Linked DNA regions of Homo sapiens: region 1 is linked to region 2. Evidence: read pairs that join two places in POLR2A ChIA-PET (ENCODE). Cell type or tissue: MCF 10A. All regions are shown on one strand. Each heading gives the region's core, and the rest is flanking DNA. Links, peaks and the distances in the headings are about the cores only.

Region 1 (2,500 bases), core at 1-2,500, 51 kb before region 2:
CTGGTGAGACTTTTACTTACCACTTTTTCATTTTGTGGTTTAATATACTTTGGCTTTGTCGAGGGTTATTTTAGATGTTTTTGTTAAAAAAAATTAACTCGTGGTGGGTAGGATACTTTAATTTTTAAGATAGAAGAGATATGCTAAATTGTCTAAGGAAAATATCTCAAAAGTGATAATTTGAATGTTAACTGTGCGTGTGTAATAATTACTTGCTTTTCGAAAAACCTGGACTGAAACGTTAATACAAAAGAAAGGGCAACTGCCAAAGCAGTAATATGCATGCTCCACTTAATATTCTATCCTAAATTTTGAAGTTTTGATGATCCACTTGTTTAGTCAGAACCTGGGAAATTCAGGCACGTTAAGGTTTCCACTTTATTTAAAAGTAGATAAAGGAAGAAGAGTAATTTGGGACAGTTGTGGCTGAAGGGAGAAATAATATTCATTTGAGGTTTATCCAGCATTCTCTATCTAGATCCTGAAGCAAGACACTGAATGGGTGCAGAAGAGGTGGCGGTGGTGTTTTTTGCAAGACAGGTACTTAAGGTCATAAACATTTAAGTAACTGAGTAAGTCATTAAGTGCTACTCTGACTGGTGACAGACACTTAACACCTTAGAGGAATAGTCGCCCAGGGCAAATCACCTAACTGCCCTGGGCCTCAGTTTCTTGATGTGTAAAATGATAATTTTCGGCTAGATTCAGTTTCCTTTCAGCTTAAGTTTTACAAATGTAAGTGTATCAAGAGTTTGCCTGGTTTCATGGTAACCTCTCACTCTACTCCCACTTTTATGGAGTGCTTTTTTTTTTTAATGTCCTCACATATTTTGATGGTTTGAGGACTGAGGAAATGGAGCTGCCATAACTTCCTTCTCCATATACTTTTTTTTTTCTTTTCCTTTGGTGCCGGCCGTAGGGTGCTACTATGGTGAGGTAGGGGGAAGAGGAAGGGCCCACTCTGTCCTGCTGAAACAGCATTTGAGAGTGATGTCATTATCAGTTAACATTTGTAGAATCTGGTAGGTCCCCTGTTTACTAGATGGGTGAAACTTAGCTCTCTAATTTAAGTGGGAAATGGTAGTTTTGAGTTGTGCAGACCACCACTATCCTAAAACTGTTAAGAACCTCAGAGGTTTTAAGTTCCTATTAATAGCTTTCGGATGGTAGTGGTGGTCTAATTGAACATTTTCCCAAGTTCTAACCTGGACTTTAAATAATGGAATTAAAGATAAAAAAAACCCACTACATTTAAAAGTCCAACTGGAGCCTTTTTTATTTTTATTTTTTGTCAGTCTTGGCAACACAAGGGGAATTTTTCTGACAGGGCTTTCTTATTTCACATCATCCTATGGAAAAGATCGTGAGTTCTGCTTCTCCCTTATGATTGAGTAGCTGGCATGGTTTCAGTAATAGGGATGTAGGTTCAGGTTTTTTTCCTCCCATCTCTTTGGACGTAAGTCTATGATTATAAAGACATAGAAAAAAAATCAGTTATTTGAATTCAGCCCAGCATTGACATATTTTTGTACCAGGTATGTACTAGACTTTTTTCCTTAGCTGAAAAGCATTAGTGCATTCAAATTCGTGGATGGGCAGTCTTATTTCATGAAGATAATGCATTTGTAAAAATGAAGTTTAATTCTGTTGTAATGCTTAATTAGGGAATTTGTTTCAACACGTCCTGTAGATTTGACCCGCTACTACCTTTTCATCCTTTTATTCAACTGTGGTTTTACATAATTCTCTTTTAACTGGATTGATATTTTTGTCCTTTCAAACATGCTTTTTTATATCTTTTTCTTTTTTTTTTTATCTTTGCTTTCTTAATTTTCTTCTGCCTAAAACACTACTTTTTTCTAAAGGCCTAACTCAACTCCCTGCCTCCTTGGTGAAGTCTTCCTTGCTCACTGCAGCAAAAAGTTACTTCTGGCCAGGTGCCTGTAATCCCAGCACTTTGGGAGGCCAAGGTGGGCGGATCGCTTGAGGTCAGGAGTTGGAGACCAGCCTGGCCAACATAGTGAAACCCCATCTCTACTAAAAATACACAAATTAGCTGGGTGTGGTGGCAGGTGCCTGTAATCCCAGTTACTCAGGAGGCTGAGGCCGATCTCCAGACATTGCTTGAACCTGGGAGGCAGAGGTTGCAGTGAGCCGAGATCGCACCACTGCACTCCAGACTGGGCAACAGAGTGAAACTCCGGCTCAAAAAAATAAAAAAGTTATCTTTCTTGTCTAAACCTTCTGTAAACCTTTGTTCCAGTCATAAGATACTTATATCTCCTTTGAGTGCAGATTTTGTATCAGTCTGATTTTCTTGATACATATAATAAACTTTTTAGGGAAGACATTGTTTTTTCTTTTACAGTTTTGTATTTCTTCTGCTTCACATTCTTTCCTGCCTGGTGACTTACATGTAGGTGTTTATGACAGCCTCAGAGGAAGAGGTGAGGGAGGGAAAAAGCCCTTCAAACTTTGCAATTAGGTTGAAATTTGGCTT
Region 2 (17,432 bases), core at 4,387-6,886:
AACCCTGGTCCTCTTCCCTATCCCCTGAAGAAATCATTTCTCAGTATATTGTCATTACTACAAAGACCTTTCTTTGTAGTTTTCACATGGGCTCAAAGAGTTATTCTCTGACATTCAAGCTTGTTTACAGTGTTACTCTTGCAGACAAAAAAATGAGGTGCAAATATGATTAAAAGCACAAGTGTGTAGTAATTACCTTAATGAACATGATTCATATTTGACAACTTTATTTAGTTTTGCTAAAAGGGAAAAACAAAGTCATGCAGCCTTCTCCAAACACATCTTAACATTTCAAAAAGCTGAGCAAATCTCATTTGATGAATCTAGAGTTTTATAAACACTTTGAATGGTACACAGTGACAAGATGCAGGGAAGATATATGGAATTTTATTAGTTTGATTACCTTGGTAATGTTATGCTATTAAACTCATTTCTCATTGAATTAGCATTAAGGTCATGATAACCCTCAGCTTTTATCAAGGGGCCTGGGATATTATAATAACTTGAAAATTCCAGTTTGGCAGTAATGATTATACTTAACCATGATCTTTACCAGAAAGTCAAATATATTCTACCTTAATTCCTCAGAATTCACATTCCTTGCATTCAGCTCCAAGGAAGGAGTACAATAAAACACATTCTTATAATTCCTGAAAATGTGATAATGTGGGTAAATTACAATAGCCCATTTTAAATGGAATGGTATTGATGGATGTACTTTTATAATAGAGACTTTGTAAGAGAATGGGGTCTTGCTCTGTCGCCTAGGCTGGAGTGCAGTGTCGTAATCATAGCTCACTGCAGCCTCGAAGCCTGGGGCTCAAGCGATTCTCCTGCCTCAGCCTCCCAAGTTGGTAGGACTACAGATGTGCACCACCATGCCCAGCTAAATTTATTTTTTGTAGAGACGGAGTCTCACTATGTTGCCCAGGCTGGTCTTTACTCCTGGGCTCAAGTGATCACCTCCCTTGGCCTCCCAAAGTGCCGGGATTACAGGCATGAGTCACCATGCCCAGCCAATAATTAAGAGACTTCAAAAACCAGATCAAAGTGAAAGCAAGAGGACTTCAGTAAGGAGAACCAAGGTAAAAAGGTAAAGCCAAATAGTTAAAAAAAAAAATGTATATTGTAAAATTGAATTTTTACTTTTTGGTGAATCTTATTAGTTTAGATCATTATGGATAATAAAACATTTAAACCATATCTGGCTTCTAAGAAAAGTATTTTTTTTTTTTTTGTATTTCTATCTGAAATGAAATAATTGCTTTTCTTCCCTGGTAAAGGCTGGATGGATTGGTAGGAGATTTCATTTATCACATAAATAATCTTAATCTTAATAATTTATCAGTGTGTTTAGATTTTGAATATTGTGTTTCCTAAAAATTATTTTTAAGCTTTTAATTCTTTTGTGTGAACTATTAGATAGTTGCAATAGTTACTGCTTTCTGTAATAGTTAAATGGAAGATCAGTTCTAATCATGAAGATAAAATGACAGGGAACTGGGAGCTTGTGACAGGCAGGATTCCTAGGATTGTTAACTCTCACTGTACTGTACCTTGTTTATAGCATATTTATTTCCTAAATTCTCCTTTTCTTTTTGCCTACCATAACTCTAACCCAAGGTTCATTTCACTGCTTGGCCTTTATGCCAGCAAGGAGGGAACCTAGGTAGGGTGGAAAGGGAAGCTATTCTTGACACTTTCAGAACTAGTTAAAAAAAAAATCTAGGGGAAAAGTTGATGACTGACAGATGGATATTAAGTTGCTTGGGGGTTTTACTTACATCAGAAATGTCTATCCTTTTTAATAGTTTCTTTTCAAGGATATTATAGGATTTGGCTGGACTGTGGCCTGCTGAAAAATGTAGGATTCTGTAGTGAATACATCTACAACTACAGTAAATAACAGCTTTCTTTTATAGCTGTATCATTTTCCATTTCCTTGATAAATACTGAGGTGGATGAAATATCTGTAGTAATTGTTTTCAACATGAAGTAAAGAATAACGTTGAGGCCTTTACTATTAGCTAGTCTAATACTCCTGGGAGGAAGGAATATATCTATCTAGTAAGAATTTTAATGTATCATTATTCCTTTATGTCTTCAAGCAGGCCTTCTGATAGGAAGTGAAAACAGTTATCAACTAATTTGGATATTAAATACATCATTCAATAGTTCAATGAATAAAAGATAAAAGTTAAAAGGGCTTTTTCCAAGTATGAGTCAAATTCTATACTTCATTTAAGAAGTGTTTTTTTATCTTGAGATTTTATATAAGATCCACAGTCAGGGAGGTTACCAGAGCTTGCCAGCAAAGTTGGAAGGCCCAGTGGTTACAATACCTGAGGATGTAAAGTGACTAGTAGTTTGGCAGGTAACTGTGAAATTACATTAAGCCAGGTAAGTTAAAGATCTTTGAACTCCAGTATACATAAAAGAAGTCTCTGAGATGTTTTGGCAGTGCTTTTATTACTAGGGCTAAGTCAATTCTGGAGGCCCTTACTACTTTTTCAAGTTCCAGAATTTTCTGACTCAAGTTTTCTGCAAGTGAAGGTTTCTTCTAGGCTCCATAGGAGCCCGGAGGGGACTCAGGGATGCCAGCCAACACAGAGGCAACTTCAGTCACCTGTGTAGAGAACCGTGCTTGGTACTGTCGCCAAGAGATCCTTGGTACATTCAAGAGTGTAGAGTGCTGACTTTGGAAGGCGATGGTACCACTTCTGAGGAGAAGCTCCGTAAGAGGTTTGAGGCAAATTGGAGGAGCCTCCTAAGTTAAATGTGTATCCAGACCTATTGCTTAAAAACAAAGTTCCTAGTGCAGATGATACACACTTGGAGAAATCAAAGTCTTTAAAAAGCAGTATGCAAACGAGAACATCTCTTCACAAGAAAGAAACATTTAAAATACACATCTTCGTTTCATTGTAGACACCGGCAGCTATTCTTCATCCACTGATTGAAGCTTTCCACATTTCTCTGGAAGGCTTGCACTTAATATTTTATTGCTTTTGTTTCCAAATTCAGAGGGAGAGGCAGGTTCATCTGTTTCATAATCTTCAAAGCTGAAATAACAAAGCAAAAGTGAATTAACTGATTGATTGATTAAAGTTTGGGTAGAAATCAATATGGCAAATCCGAGCCTCAAGACCAGCCCACAAAGGTACCTTGAATTGCTAAATGGAGGCCGTGAGCAACTCAACTGCCGTGAAGGAGGCAACACTCTAGAGCAGAAAACACATTCTTCTCCCTGTTCCTTAAAGCTTAAGTCCATGTCAGAATTTGTTGAAAATGTTCCGTATCAAGCTTTCCCTAGGGTGGTTGGTGGGAGTGAGAGAATTACAGATGGTGCTAGGTAAAGAAAAATTTGAGGTCCATGAAGTATGAGCATTACTTGACCTTATTAAAAGTGGTTTCCACTCAGAGTGGCAAACCTTTTTTTTTTTTGAGACGGAGCCTTGCTCTGTCACCCAGTCTGGAGTGAAGTGGCACGATCTTGGCTCACTGCAACCTCTGCCTCCCAGGTTCAGGCGATTCTCCTGCCTCAGCCTCCTCAGTAGCTGGGACTACATGCATGCGCCACCACACCTGGCTAAGTTTTGTATTTTTAGTAGAGATGGGGTTTCACCATGTTGGCCAGGCTGGTCTGGAACTCCTGACCTCAGGTGATCTGCCCACTTTGGCCTCTCAAAGTGCTGGGATTACAGGCTTGAGCCACTGGTCGGCCAGAGTGGCAAACTTTCTCAACTCTCAGATTGCTTTATAGCTTCCCTCCGTGGCTTCCAAGCAACACAAAAAGATGTTCAAGTATGTAGGTTGAACTGACTAAAGTGCATTTATGGATTTCCCATCATTCTACTTTTTAGGTCTCTATAGCATACCTGGACCTGGATACTCATCCTGGGAAGATGTCCTTCTGCTAAACCTTTTAGGTGTTGCTGGTATCCCCTGAATTCTGTATCCTCCAGGCTACCCCTAAGGTTGGCTTTAGGCAGAGATGAAATATTTTCTCTTGGAAATGATGTGGCTGCCTGAAATATTGATAAATATTCTGAGGCTATATCTCTGAGCCTCATATGTAGATATGTACATCAGAAAAATGTACATCAGCAATGTCTATTATAGTATTTGACATCACTGGCTTAGCCCTTGCAGGGATCTCCCACAATATTTAAGCAGGAATTTGTGGACATACAGTCCCTTCATCAAAAAGGTACCAATTGGGGCCAATTAGTGAGGGAAAATATGCTGAGGTAGGTATATACAGTAAGTGGCACCTATTCAAGTTCCTAAAACATTGTGTGTGTTTTTTCTTTTGAGATGGAGTCTCGCTGTGTCGCCCAGGCTGGAGTACAGTGGGGCCATCTTGGCTCATTGCAACCTCTGCCTCCCAAGTTCAAGTGATTCTCCTGCCTCAGCCTCCCGAGTAGCTGGGATTTACAGGCATGTGCCACCATGCCCGGGTAATTTTTGTATTTTCAGTAGAGACAGGGTTTCACCATGTTTGCCAGACTGGTCTTGAACTCCTAACCTCAAGTGATCCACCTGTCTCGGCCTCCCAAAATGCTGGGATTACAGGCATGAGCCACTGCGCCCAGTCAACATCTTTTTGTTTTTGAGATGGAGTCTTGCTCTGTTGCCCAGGCTGGAGTGCAGTGGCATGATCTTGGTTCACTGCAACCTCTGCTTTCTGGGTTCAAGCAATTCTCCTGCCTCAGCCTCCCAAGAAGCAGGGATTACGGACGTATATCACCACTCCTGGCTGGTTTTTGTGTTTTCTTAGTAGCAACAGGGTTTCGCCATGTTGGCCAGGCTGGTCTTCAACTCCTGACCTCAGGTGATCCACCCCCATCAGCCTCCCAAAGTGCTGGGATTAAAGGTGTGAGCCACTGCACCCAGCCTAGGCCAACATTTTTGAATAGAGGTTAGAGGTTTAAACCTTTTAAAAAGCTTACTTGATAGAAAATTGTTCCCTATGACTACCAGTTTATGATACTGTCAAAAGTTATAATTTGTTCATTTAATAAAAATATTCCATTCCATTCTTGTTTCCACTCCTCTTCCCCCATCTCCTTGAGGCCTCAATGCGGCATGGGATGTGCTGGATAAGGAGGCAATAGGAGAGGAACTTTCCGCTAATGCAAGTGAAATGGTTGATGGCAGAGCCTCTGTTCTGGGGAACAAAATTCTCAAAACCAATGCTGCTGATTTCTTGTCAGGATGGGAGCATCTTCCCCTTGGTGCCCTAACGTGTTGTCTGTAAGCTATCAGTGTTAAATACCTCAGTGTAGGTCTATGAATAACGCATATTTTCAGAGTTAAGTGTGAAGTGTGACTCATTCAGTAAATATTTGAACTCCTGTTGCTAAGTGTCAGAGCCAAATGCTAGGATTATAATGATGAAAAAGACTGAATCAGCCCTCTCCTCACAGCACTTGAAGCCTAATGGAGACCTTATGGAGTTAGGGGTTAAGTGATTTAGGCTTAGAGCACAGGCTTTGGAGTCAGACTATAAAAGTCAGGTTCCAATCTGGGTTTGATCACTTAATGTGATTTTGGGCATGTTGGTGAGTGACACCTAATCCTATATTGGGGGAGGGATTATACATTTTTGTGTATGTCATTTTTGAATAAAACATTTGCAAAAGGAAGTTCATTCAATAACCCTCCTTTGTCAGCATCCTGGAGACTCCTCTTAATTTTGGTGGTTCTCAACTAGGGTGATTTTGTCCCCCGCCGCCAGGGGACATTTGGGCATGTCTGGAGACATGTCTGTGTCTTGACTGTCACCACTGAGTGGGTCCTACTGGCATCTAGTGGGTAGAGTGCAGGGATGGTGCTAAACATCCTACAATGTGCCGTATGTCTCACAATAAAATTACCCATCTTAGAACTCTTGCTCCTTCAATGCCAGTGCGTCCCAGGTTCTGGACTAATAAGCTCTTCTCGTTTTGTACTTCCCTGGTAAGCTTAGTCTTTCCCATGGCTTTACTCACTGCCTACTCACCTGTGGTTTCCAAACTATGTCCAGCCTCAGCCTCTTTCTAAGCTGGAGAACTCCATATATCCAGCTGCCTACTATATAGATGGCTCTTTCAGAACAGCAGCATGTATAAACTTGAACTCATCTTTCCCACTGCCCTGGTTCTCCCTATTTTAGTCAATGGCACTGTCATCTGCCCACTCAAAGCCAGAAACTCGGTTATCCCAAGTTCCTCTTTCCTCACCTCACTACAGTTGACCATATGGATACAACCCTGCCTCTTCCTCCCTACCACCACTGGCTTAAGTTCAGGGTACCATACTTTCTTGTTTGGATTACACTCTTGCCACATATCCTTTGCTACTGCCATACCAGGCTGTTTATAGTGTTGGAATAGGTTATGGTCTTGGGACCTAATGCCACTGTACATGTTTTTCAATTGCCTGAAATGCCCTTCCCTCTTTGGCTAGCTTGTGTTCATCTTTTAATCTGAGATGTCATGTACAGGTTTTCTGATTATTCACTCCTGAATTAATTAACCACATCTCTGATTCAGATGTATGTAATGGCTTCCTTATTTGTCTCCCTACTTCTGTTCTTGCACTTCCACTAATCTGGCAGAATAATCTTCAGAAAACCTAAGGGGTAGGGATTATATCACTCCCTTGCTTAACAATTTTCAGTGGCTTCCCTAGGCCCTGCATGATCTGGCCCCTGCTAGACTTTGTAACCACATCTCCCTCTGTTGCTCACTATATTCTGGCCATACTAGGCTTTAAAAATCTCCCCAACATGCTGTTTCCTGCCTCAAAATCACTGCACACAGTCACATATTTTACTCCCTGCCTAGGACATTTTTGCTGTTTTTTCTTTTCAACCTTTTAGGTGTTATCAACTACTCAGAAAATTCTTCCCTCAGCACCATAAGTTGCAACTCCTTGTCCATTACTGGTTCATCTTATTTATTTGTCTCCTTCATATTTACATAATTAAATCTGTTCCTCACTTGATTGTAAAGTGTCCGTTTTGTAACTCACTAATTTCCTTGGGCTATAGTACAGTGATTGGCACTAGGTGCTCAAAATGAATTGCTGAATGGAAAGTGATGTCCTAATGCTCTTGTGAAACAATGTGTAGAGTTGCCGGGACAGGATTGGAGTCAGTAAAATGGTAAGAGTGCAGAATTCATTCATGATCATTCATTCATTCATTTATTTTTGAGACAGAGTCTCGCTCTGTCGCCCAGGAGGGCAACGGCGTGATCTCGGCTCACTGCACCCTCCGCCTCCCAGGTTCAAGCAATTATCCTGCCTCAGCCTCCTGAGTAGCTGGGATTATAGGCGTGTGCCACCACAACCGGCTTTTTTTTTTTTTTTGAGACTGAGTTTTGTTCTTGTTGCCCAGGCTGGAGTGCAGTGGCGCGATCTCGGCTCACTGCAAACTCTGCCTCCGGGGTTCAAGCGATTCTCCTGCCTCAGCCTCCCAAGTAGCTGCGATTACAGGCATGTGCCACCACACCTGGCTAATTTTGTATTTTTAGTAGAGACAGGGTTTCTCCATGTTGGTCAGGCTGGTCTCAAACTCCCGACCTCAGGTGATCCGCCCGCCTCGGTCTCCCAAAGTGCTGACATTATTACAGGCGTGAGCCACTGAGCCCGGGTTTTTTTTTTTTTTTTTTTTTTAAAGAGTCTCACTCTGTCACCCAGGCTGGAGTACAGTGGCATGATCTTAGCCTCAAACTCCTAGGCTCAAGGAATCCTCCTGCCTTGGCCTCCCAAAGTGCTGGGAATTATAGGTGTCAGCTACTGAGCTTGGCCTCACAATTCATCTTGAGTCAGATCTGTTAGAACCTTAATCTTTATCCTGCTCTCCAGGAATTCTTGAGAACGTGGAGAACAAAGTATGTTAACTGACTCCTTCTGCATGGCCACTTCTGGGTTCAGTGGTATTCCCCGGGGCTCAAATGAAGATTATTTTATTAGGTGTTTTCTGTTAACTGGCCATTTTTGAATGAACAGAGGGGTCAGAGGATTAAAGCAGAACTCACAGGGTTCACAAACAATTTACTAGAAATCATAGGTATCAAATTGAGAACATATTCTTTTTTTTTTTTTTTTTTGAGACAGAGTCTCGCTCTGTTGCTCAGACTGGAGTGCAGTGGCACTATCTCAGCTCACTGCAACCTCCACCTCCTGGGTTCAAGCGATTCTCCTGCCTCAGCCTCCTGAGTAGCTGGGATTACAGGCATGCACCACCACACCTAGCTAATTTTTTTTATTTTTAGTAGAGATAGGGTTTTCACCATGTTGGCCAGGCTAGTCTTGAACTCCCAACCTCAGGTGATCCGCCTGCCTCGGCCTCCAAAAATGTTGGGATTACAGGCTTGAGCCACCATGCCCAGCTGAGAACAAACTCTTTTTTTTTTTTTTTTTTGAGATGGAGTCTCGCTCTGTCACCAGGCTGGAGGGCAGTGGCGTGATCTCGGCTCACTGCAACCTCTGCCTCCGAGGTTCAAGCGATTCTCCTGCCTCAGCCACGTGAGTAGTTGGGATTACAGGCACATAACACCATGCCCAGCTAACTTTTGTATTTTTAGTAGAGATGGGGTTTCACCATGTTGGCTAGGATGGCCTCGATCTCCTGACCTCATGATCCCCCCCCTCGGCCTCCCAAAGGGCTGGGAGTACAGGTGTGAACCACCGCACCTAGCCTGAGAACAAATTCTCTAACATAGTTTTGTTAGCATGAGGGGATATGGTGGTTCATGTAATTTGGCCAGCAACACCACTGCCTTTAGAAACTTACTTCCCTAAGTAAGTCTTCCCTTTCAGATGAGCAGTTTCTGGGCAAAAGCATTAAGGCGGGCTCTGCAGATTCCTGGGATGGAAATATAAAAGTTGGAATGAGCAGAGATAATGACTGGGACATAAATTGTTTGACAAAGGATTGTATGCAGTTTCAGGGTGTTGTCTGGGAGTTATGTTTTGATTCCAGTTTCCAGGATTCTGACTATTTACAGGGACAAAGGAATAGAATATTTGATTCAGGGATTATCTGGGCATATCTAAGACACATGGTACCTATAGGCATAGAATAAAATGTTCAATATTTTGGCCTGGCATGGTGACTCATGCCTGTAATCCCAGCACTTTGGGGGAGGCCAATGTGGGCAGATCACCTGAGGTTGGGAGTTCGAGACCAGCCTGACCAACATGGAGAAACCCTGTCTCTACTAAAAATACAAAATTAGCTGGGCGTGGTGGTGCATGCCTGTAATCCCAGCTACTCGGGAGGCTGAGGCAGGAGAATCGCTTGAACCTGGGAGGTGGAGGTTGCTGTGAGCTGAGATTGTGCCACTGCACTCCAGCCTGGATGACAAGAGCGAAACTGTCTCAAAAAAAAAAAAAAAAAAAAAAAAAAAAAAAAAAATTCAATATTTCTCTAGTTTGGAGTCTATAATGCTTCAGAAATACAAGTGTGTGATTTATCTTTATACTTTTAAGTTAAAAATAGATATCCTAAGCCACTTATATAAAATGGATTAGCTGAAATTTTGGAAGTTGGATATTTGGTTCACTGAATTTCCTTAACCCATCCAGTGACCAGAAAATCTTTAGTTTCAACTCTTGTTGAAGTTTCCTAATATGTACCACTTGCTTTCCTGTCCCAGGAAGTAGATTTCACTTCAGTTTTGATGGTTAAAGGAACTCTTGCAGTTCTTCAGAATCATGAGCTATCAACTGTTAATTCTTACTCATTGTGGATGTAGACAGCATAAAAATGTGGGCTAAATATATTCTAATTATGAACTGGAAGGACGCGGTCTGAATTCATGTTTATTACCAAGCACAGTGCCTGGCATAGAGTAGGTACCAGTAAATATCTGTTGAAATAAATTAAAATTGGGCTTTGATATGGTTCGTTCAATGTGGAAAAAAATAAAACATTAACTTCAGGCCCACGTAGAGGCTCTGTTTATTAAGCATTAAAAAATAATTCTAAACTCATATATCTGTAATATTATAACTCATGTTTTAGAATATTAATTCATGTCATTCCTTCTTTTTCTTTCCCTATACCCTAATATATACACACAAGCCTCCATTCTCCCTGTTTCCCTGTTCCTCTCCTACATTCTCCCACCTCACTGAGGAGAGTTGGGCTTCATACTTCTCACTAGTTACATTCCTGGACGATTGCTCTAATGGGTTTCTGGCTGGCTTTCTTTACCTATAGTGCCTTAGTTTCCAGTGCTGATGGATGTAAATGTAGATCTCTGACAGAGGCCGGGCGCGGTGGCTCACGCCTGTAATCCCAGCACTTTGGGAGGCCCAGGTGGGCGGATCACGAGGTCAGGAGATCGAGATCGTCCTGGCTAACACGGTGAAACCCCGTCTCTACTAAAAATACAAAAAATTAGCCGGGTGTGCTTGCAGGCGCCTGTAGTCCCAGCTACTCGGTAGGCTGAGCCAGGAGAATGGCCTGAACCTGGGAGGCGGAGCTTGCAGTGAGCGGAGATCGCGCTACTGCACTCCAGCCTAGGCGACAGAGCGAGCCTCCATCTCAAAAAAAAAAAAAAAAAAAAAAAAATCTCTGACAGAGTAATTCATATATTTTTAATATAAAGGAAAAAGCTGCCTTTAAAAACATTCAATAGAAAACAGTTCTAATCTGCCCAAATGTCCAATAATAGGGAAATGGATGTGAGTTACTGCTTGAGAACACTGAAGCACTAAAATTCCTGTTTTTGAACACATTAGTAACAAGTGTTAAAAAGAAATATACCAAGTATAAAATAATGGTTATCCCTGGATCATTGAACCAAGAGTGATTTTAATCTCTTTATATTTTCCATTTTTTCAAGTATTAGTCAAATTGGCAGAAAAGCTTGTTTCTGATTATTGAGGGTCTCAGTTTCTTAGGATAGTAACATGGAAGACCCTTTAGCCTTCTTTACATAATTTCTGTGGTGTTTTTAATGTACTCCATTGCATAAACCATAAGAATGTTAATTATAAATATGGTATCATAACCTGTTATCTTCATATAGGTAACACATTTAGTTGACTTGGATTAAGTAACTGGTACCCTGTCTTTCTGGCTTCTCTTACGAGGGTTGAGTTTATATAAATGCTGTTGTATGCTGTGATCACTTTGTGTGCTAGACATGTTAATTTGCAATGTTTACAGCCTCATACTTACGGAAGCTTTGGTCTTGCTTCACCTCACTGAGACCTGCAGTGATTACGAGGTTACTTACTGAAGACATTACATAAGTACCAGTCTTGAAATCAGGAGGTACAGATGCTTAGCACAATGGCTACCTGTGATTGTTGTTAGATGGTAAAGTAGGTGGAGGATTTTAAGTTGTTTTTGGAGGGCCAAATCATCTGGACTACTGTAGATATCCTTGTAGTGAGGGTGGCTGCTGTATTGCTGTGGTCTGTGCCTTTCAGTAAACATTTGCTGAGGACCTCCTACGTAACAGTTTGCCAGGTGCTGGGACTACAAGACTAAGAAAACGTTCTTGGCCCCTGAGGAGCTCACAATCTAATGGTAAAACAAATAGCTCCATTTTTTTTTAGCATTAATATACCAGACACTGTTAGATTCATTATATACATTATCTCTTAATTCTCAGTACAATCCTGCTGTTCATGCAACAGATATTTACTGTGTCAAGCAGTAAAATGTGCCCTAGGAGTGAAGGGAACAAGATAAGGGATAGAATGCTAATGTTACAGCTGAATAAACTCTACTTCAGAGAGGTTAGGTAATGTGATCACAAAAGTGGTAGCAATAAATAGCCATTGTTTATTGATTACACAGACACTATGCCTAAGGGCCTTATATTATATACACTGTCTTATTTAATCCTTAAAACAGCTCAGTGTGCCAAGTCGTACCCTTATTTTTATAGAGGATGCTGAGGCTTGGATGCCTGAGATTACACAGCTTGTGTGATAAAGCAAGGATTTGAAGTTAGGTTCGTCTAACTTCAAATTTCATGCTCTTAACCATGATGTTTTTTATATATATATATATATATAATTTTTTTTTTTTTTTTTTTTTTTTTTTTGAGACGGAGTCTTGCTCTGTTGCCCAGGCTGGAGTGCAATGGCATGATCACAGCTCACTGCAACCTCCACCTCCTTCCTAGGTTCATTCAAATGATCCTCCCGCCCCAGCCTCCCAAGTAGCTGGGATTATAGGCACACATCACCACGCCCAGCTAACTTTTAGTAGAGATGGGGTTTTGCCATGTTGGCCAGGCAGGTCTCGAACTCCTGGCCTCATCTGCCTGCCTCGGCCTCCCAAAGTGTTGAGATTACAGGCGTGAGCCACTGCAGTGGGCCCATGATGTTACATTGTATTTCTCCTATATGGAGTAGTAATAGCTACTATTTATCATGAGCCATGTGCCAGGTGTTTACATATAATATCTTAGATTCTCACAACCACCTCAGGAAGTGGATGCTGATGCCTTCTGAAACTGAGCCTCAGGAGTCAAGTAACCTGCCCAGCTGGTGAGTGGACCAGATCTGTCTGGCTCCTAAGCCTCTGGTCTTTCTGTGGTACTAACATTCCTCCCTTTCTGATACCTGAGTCTGGCAATTTCTGTTTGACAATTAGACTCTCCCTGACATATCTGTGATTCTTTCTTGAGATGAAACCCTAGTTGATTTAGCCTTGGGAATTTAGGTCTGGCCTTGCTTTTGCACGAGTTGGTCAGTTGTTATTCCTGTAAACGGGCTTTTTCCTTTCCTTTCCTTTGTTCACATTCTAGTGCTTGCTCTATAGACTGTGGCTGTTGTAAGCCTCCTTGCCCCTTGGGACCTCATAACCCACATGTGTTCTGTGTAGGCCTTATCTTATCTCCCACAACAGAAGTGGGGTATCCAGCAAGCAGCAAGAGCCTCTCATATACAACGGTTGAATTTCACTCCAGCTGGTCTCTGCGTCTCCTCTTGTGACCCCTCCTCACCTGTGCTTCTGTCTGCAACCCCCTGCCTCCTCTTTCTTCCTTCCACTGGCACGTTCTCTCAGTGCTACCACAACTTGAAAAAAACTTTCGCTTGAGCCAATTATTTATTCTCTTTAGATGCCACTAGTTTCTCTTTTCAGATGAACATGTCTATTTGTTTAGATCTGCTATCTATTTCTTCTTCCTTTAAAGCAGGTTATAAAACAATAGTAATATTTTTTGTAAAATACATGATCTAGTTGCACAGAAATGTATAGAAGGGTATACTCCAAAGTGATAAAACAGCCTGTCTTTGGGTGGTGAATTTTAGGTGTAGATTTTTGTTTATATTCTAACTCTTCTGCAATGAACATGTATTACCTATATAAACAGATAAAGGAGAAAAATAATTTTTTCCCATTTGTTAAAGTAATACAGTACACGCTCATTACATGAACCTTTATAAATTATAGAACAGTATAAAAAACCAAATTACTTGCAATTCCACAGCCCAGAGTTAATGACTGTTAATATTTTGGGGTGTTATCTTTTAGCTTGTGTATATACATACACACATTTTAAGTACTGAGATTATATCACAATTTTGTAATCTGGATTTTTCTATGAAATTAAAAATTTTCAAGTACATTTCAATAGCTGCATGTTATGACACAGATACCATGACTTATTTAACCATTCTATATTGAACATTTGTGTTGCTTTGAATTTATTTTAGAATTACCTGTGACCAGTGCCAATTGTTTAGATTACACAATTCTATCCAAATTTCTGATTATTTACAATAGATACTCAGAATTACTATCAGGGAGTCAAAGGGCATAAATTCAAGTTGTTGCTACATATTGTCAAATTACTTTCCAGGGACACTGGGGCAATATGCTTTTACCAGCAATGTTTGAAAGTGCGTGTCTTCCTGCAGTAAGCCTAGAGTGAGGTGTTTCTGCAATTTGTTTCTTCTATGAGACAGCAGTGAAGACACTATATTTTAACTGCATCTGTCTGTCTTCCCATCCTGTCTTGCATTTGCCAGTATCCAATAATGCTTAATATACAGTAGTAATGCAAACATTTATTGAATATTATCCTTAAAACTTATGTTTTAAAAATTGCTGCCAATTTAATAAGCTGAAGTTTTTTGGCTCTTGCTTTTTTAAAAACAGCTTTATTTAGGTTAATTTACATACCATAGATTTTACCAATTTTAAGTGTTCAGTGCATTTTAGTAAATTTCTTTTTTTTTTTTTTTTTTGAGATGGAGTTTCACTCTTGTTCCCCAGGCTGGAGTGCAATGGCACAATCTCAGCTCACCATCATATGGTGGAATGTTATAAAAAATACATATATTTAAAAATATATATATATACATATTTATTTTTGTCCTTGCTTGAAAGTCTCTCATGAAAAGATGTATTTTGCTTTATCAGTTCACCAGTTTGATGGACATGTGGATTATTTCCAGTTTTGAGCTACTAGGAATAATGCTGTTATGAACACTGGGTGAGCTTTTCTCTTAGGTAGATTTCTAGGAGTGAGATTATTGATTCATAAGCCAAATGTATGTTTAACTTTTTAAGAAACTGCCAAACTTTTCTAAAGAAGCTGTATAGTTTTACATCCTTACCAGCCCAATGTATGAGAGTTTTGGTTTCTCCACATTACTGCCAACTGGTGATTTTAGTTGTTCAAGTGGCTGTGTAGTATATCTCACTGAGGTTTTAATTTGCAATTTCCTAATGTCTAATAATACAGAACATCTTTTCATACACTTATTTACTGTTTGTACCTCCTTTTTAGTGTGTATTCACATGTTCTATTTAAAAAATTGAGATATTAGTCTTTTTGTTATTTAGAGTTCTTTACATATTCTGGATATGAGTTCTTTATCAGAATGTTTTGGAAATATTTTCTCCTGGTCTGTTTTTTCATTTTCTTAATGGTGTCTTCTGAAGAGCAATCGTTTTTAATTTTGAAGGAAGTCCAATGTATCAATTTTTAAAAATTACTCTTGCCCAACCCAAGGTCACAAAGATTTTCCTTTGTTTTATTCCAGAAGCTTTGTAGTTTTAGCCCTTACAGTTAGTTCTATGATTCCTTTTTAATTATTTTTATATTTAGCACAAGATATGGATTGGGGTTCTTTTTGGCACATGGATATCCAATTATTTTAGCATCATTTTTGAAAAGACTATCTTTTCTCTTTTGGTTGAAAATTAGTTGGAGTGTTACACTGATCTCTGTGTATATATATACCAGTGCTACAATGTCTTGATGATTGGTTTACAGTACATTTTGAAATCAGGTAATCTAGTCCTTCAACTTTGTTCTTTTAAAAAAGTGTTTTGGCTATTCTAGATATTTTTCATTTTCTATACAAGTTTTAGGATTAGTTTACTAATTTCTACACCAAAAGTCTGCCGGGATTTTGATAGGGATTATGTTAAATCCGTACATCGATTTGGGGATAATTGACATTTTAACAACGCTGAGCCTTCTAATCTTTCCAGTTATTTAGGTCTTCTTTAATTTCTCTCAGCATTGTTTTTTTAGTTTCATTGTACAAGTATTATTATTTTATTATATTTATTCCTATTTTTCATATTCTTTTTGATATGACTGTGAATAGAATTATTCTTTTTATTTCAATTTCATCACTGGAGGGGCTCATTGCTAGTATATAGAAATACTGTACTACTGATTTTTGTGTATTGAGCTTGTATTCTGAGATTGTGCTAATTCACTTAATAGCACTGGTATCTTTTATGTAGATTCCTTAGTTTTCAATTTGTAGGTCACATCATCTGTGAATATACAGTTTTACATCTTCCTTTCCAATCTGAATGCCTTTAAAAAGTTTTTTTCTTGCCTTACTGCCCTGGCTAGGACCCCCCAGTTACAATTGTTGAGTAGAAACAGTGAGGAATAGAAACATCCTTGCCTGGTTCTTGATCTCAGGAAAAAGGCATTCGTTTTTTTTTTATTATACTTAAAGTTCTAGGGTACATGTGCACAACGTGCAGATTTGATACATAGGTATACATGTGCCATGGTGGTTTGCTGCAGCCATCAACTCATCATTTACATTAGGTATCTCTCCCAATGCTATCCCTCCCCCAGCCCCCCCCACCCCCTGACAGGCCCTGGTGTGTGATGTTCCCCGCCCTGTGTCCATATGTTCTCATTGTTCAATTCCCACCTATGAGTGAGAACATGCGGTGTTTGGTTTTCTGTCCTTGTGGCAGTTTGCTGAGAATGATGGTTTTCGGCTTCATCCATGTCCCTGCAAAGGACATGAACTCATCCTTTTTTATGGCTGCATAGTATTCCATGGTGTATATGTACCACATTTTCTTAATCCAGTCTATCACTGATGGACATTTGGGTTGGTTCCAAGTCTTTGCTATTGCAAATAGTGCCACAATATGTTTATATGTGTGTATGTGTCTAAGCAGCATGATGTATAATCCTTTGGGTATATACCCAGTAATGGGATTGTTGGGTCAAATGGTAATTCTAGTTCTAGATCGTTGAGGAATCGCCACACCGTCTTCCACAATGGTTCAACTAATTTACACTCCCACCAACAGTGTAAAAGCATTCCTATTTCTCCACATCCTCTCCAGCATCTGTTGTTTCCTGACGTTTTAATGATTGCCATTCTAACTGGCATGAGATGATATCTCATTGTGGTTTTGATTTGCATTTCTCTGATGACCAGTGATGATGAGCATTTTTTCATGTGTCTGTTGGCTGCATAGGTGTCTTCTTTTGAGAAGTGTCTGTTCATATCCTTTGCCTACTTTTTGATGGGGTTGTTTTTTTCTTGTAAATTTGTTTGAGTTCTTTGTAGATTTTGGATATTAGCCCTTTGTCAGGTGGGTAGATTGCAAAAATTTTCTCCCATTCTGTAGGTTGCCTGTTCACTCTGATGGTGATGGTAGTTTCTTTTGCTGTGCAGAAGCTCTTTAGTTTAATTAGATCCCATTTGTCAATTTTGGCTTTTGTTGCCATTGCTTTTGGTGTTTTAATCATGAAGTCCTTGCCCATGCCTATGTCCTGAATGGTATTGCCTAGGTTTTCTTCTAGGGTTTTTATGGTTTTAGGTCTAACTTAATTAAGTCTTTAATCCATCTTGAATTAACTTTTGTATAAGGTGTAAGGAAGGGATCCAGTTTCAGCTTTCTGCATATGGCTAGCCAATTTTCCCAGCACCATTTATTAAATAGGGAATCCTTTCCCCATTTCTTGTTTTTGTCAGGTTTGTCAAAGATCAGATGGTTGTAGATGTGTGGTGTTATTTCTGAGGACTCTGTTGTTTCATTGGTCTATACATCTGTTTTGGTACCAGTATCATGCTGTTTTTGTTACTGAAGCCTTGTAGTATAGTTTGAAGTCAGGTAGCATGATGCCTCCTGCTTTGTTCTTTTTGCTTAGGATTGTCTTGGCAATGCAGGCTCTTTTTTGGTTCCA

Evidence for each region. ChIA-PET counts read pairs that join two places held together with the same protein. Peaks named below come from ENCODE experiments on the same cell type or tissue, not always from the same donor. Only the 100,000 strongest peaks of a DNase experiment are listed, where the experiment ranks them.
Region 1: POLR2A ChIA-PET joins it to region 2 with 16 read pairs; 23 of 35 experiments call an interaction of 5 or more read pairs at or near these places.

Annotation. Positions count from the first base shown.
Region 1 is chr3:136,191,898-136,194,397 of GRCh38, reverse strand. The region is part of intron 1 of MSL2 (MSL complex subunit 2); the gene reads left to right. Among named protein-coding and RNA genes, the nearest start is that of MSL2, 3.2 kb to the left of the region's middle. In MCF 10A, for the core only: no CTCF peak of the experiment used is centred there; no DNase peak of the experiment used is centred there.
Region 2 is chr3:136,130,673-136,148,104 of GRCh38, reverse strand. PPP2R3A (protein phosphatase 2 regulatory subunit B''alpha) reads right to left here. Exons shown (of 14, transcript NM_002718.5): 14 at 211-3,062. The coding sequence ends at 2,939. Among named protein-coding and RNA genes, the nearest start is that of MSL2, 57 kb to the left of the region's middle. In MCF 10A, for the core only: no CTCF peak of the experiment used is centred there; a DNase peak (open chromatin) is centred at 5,354.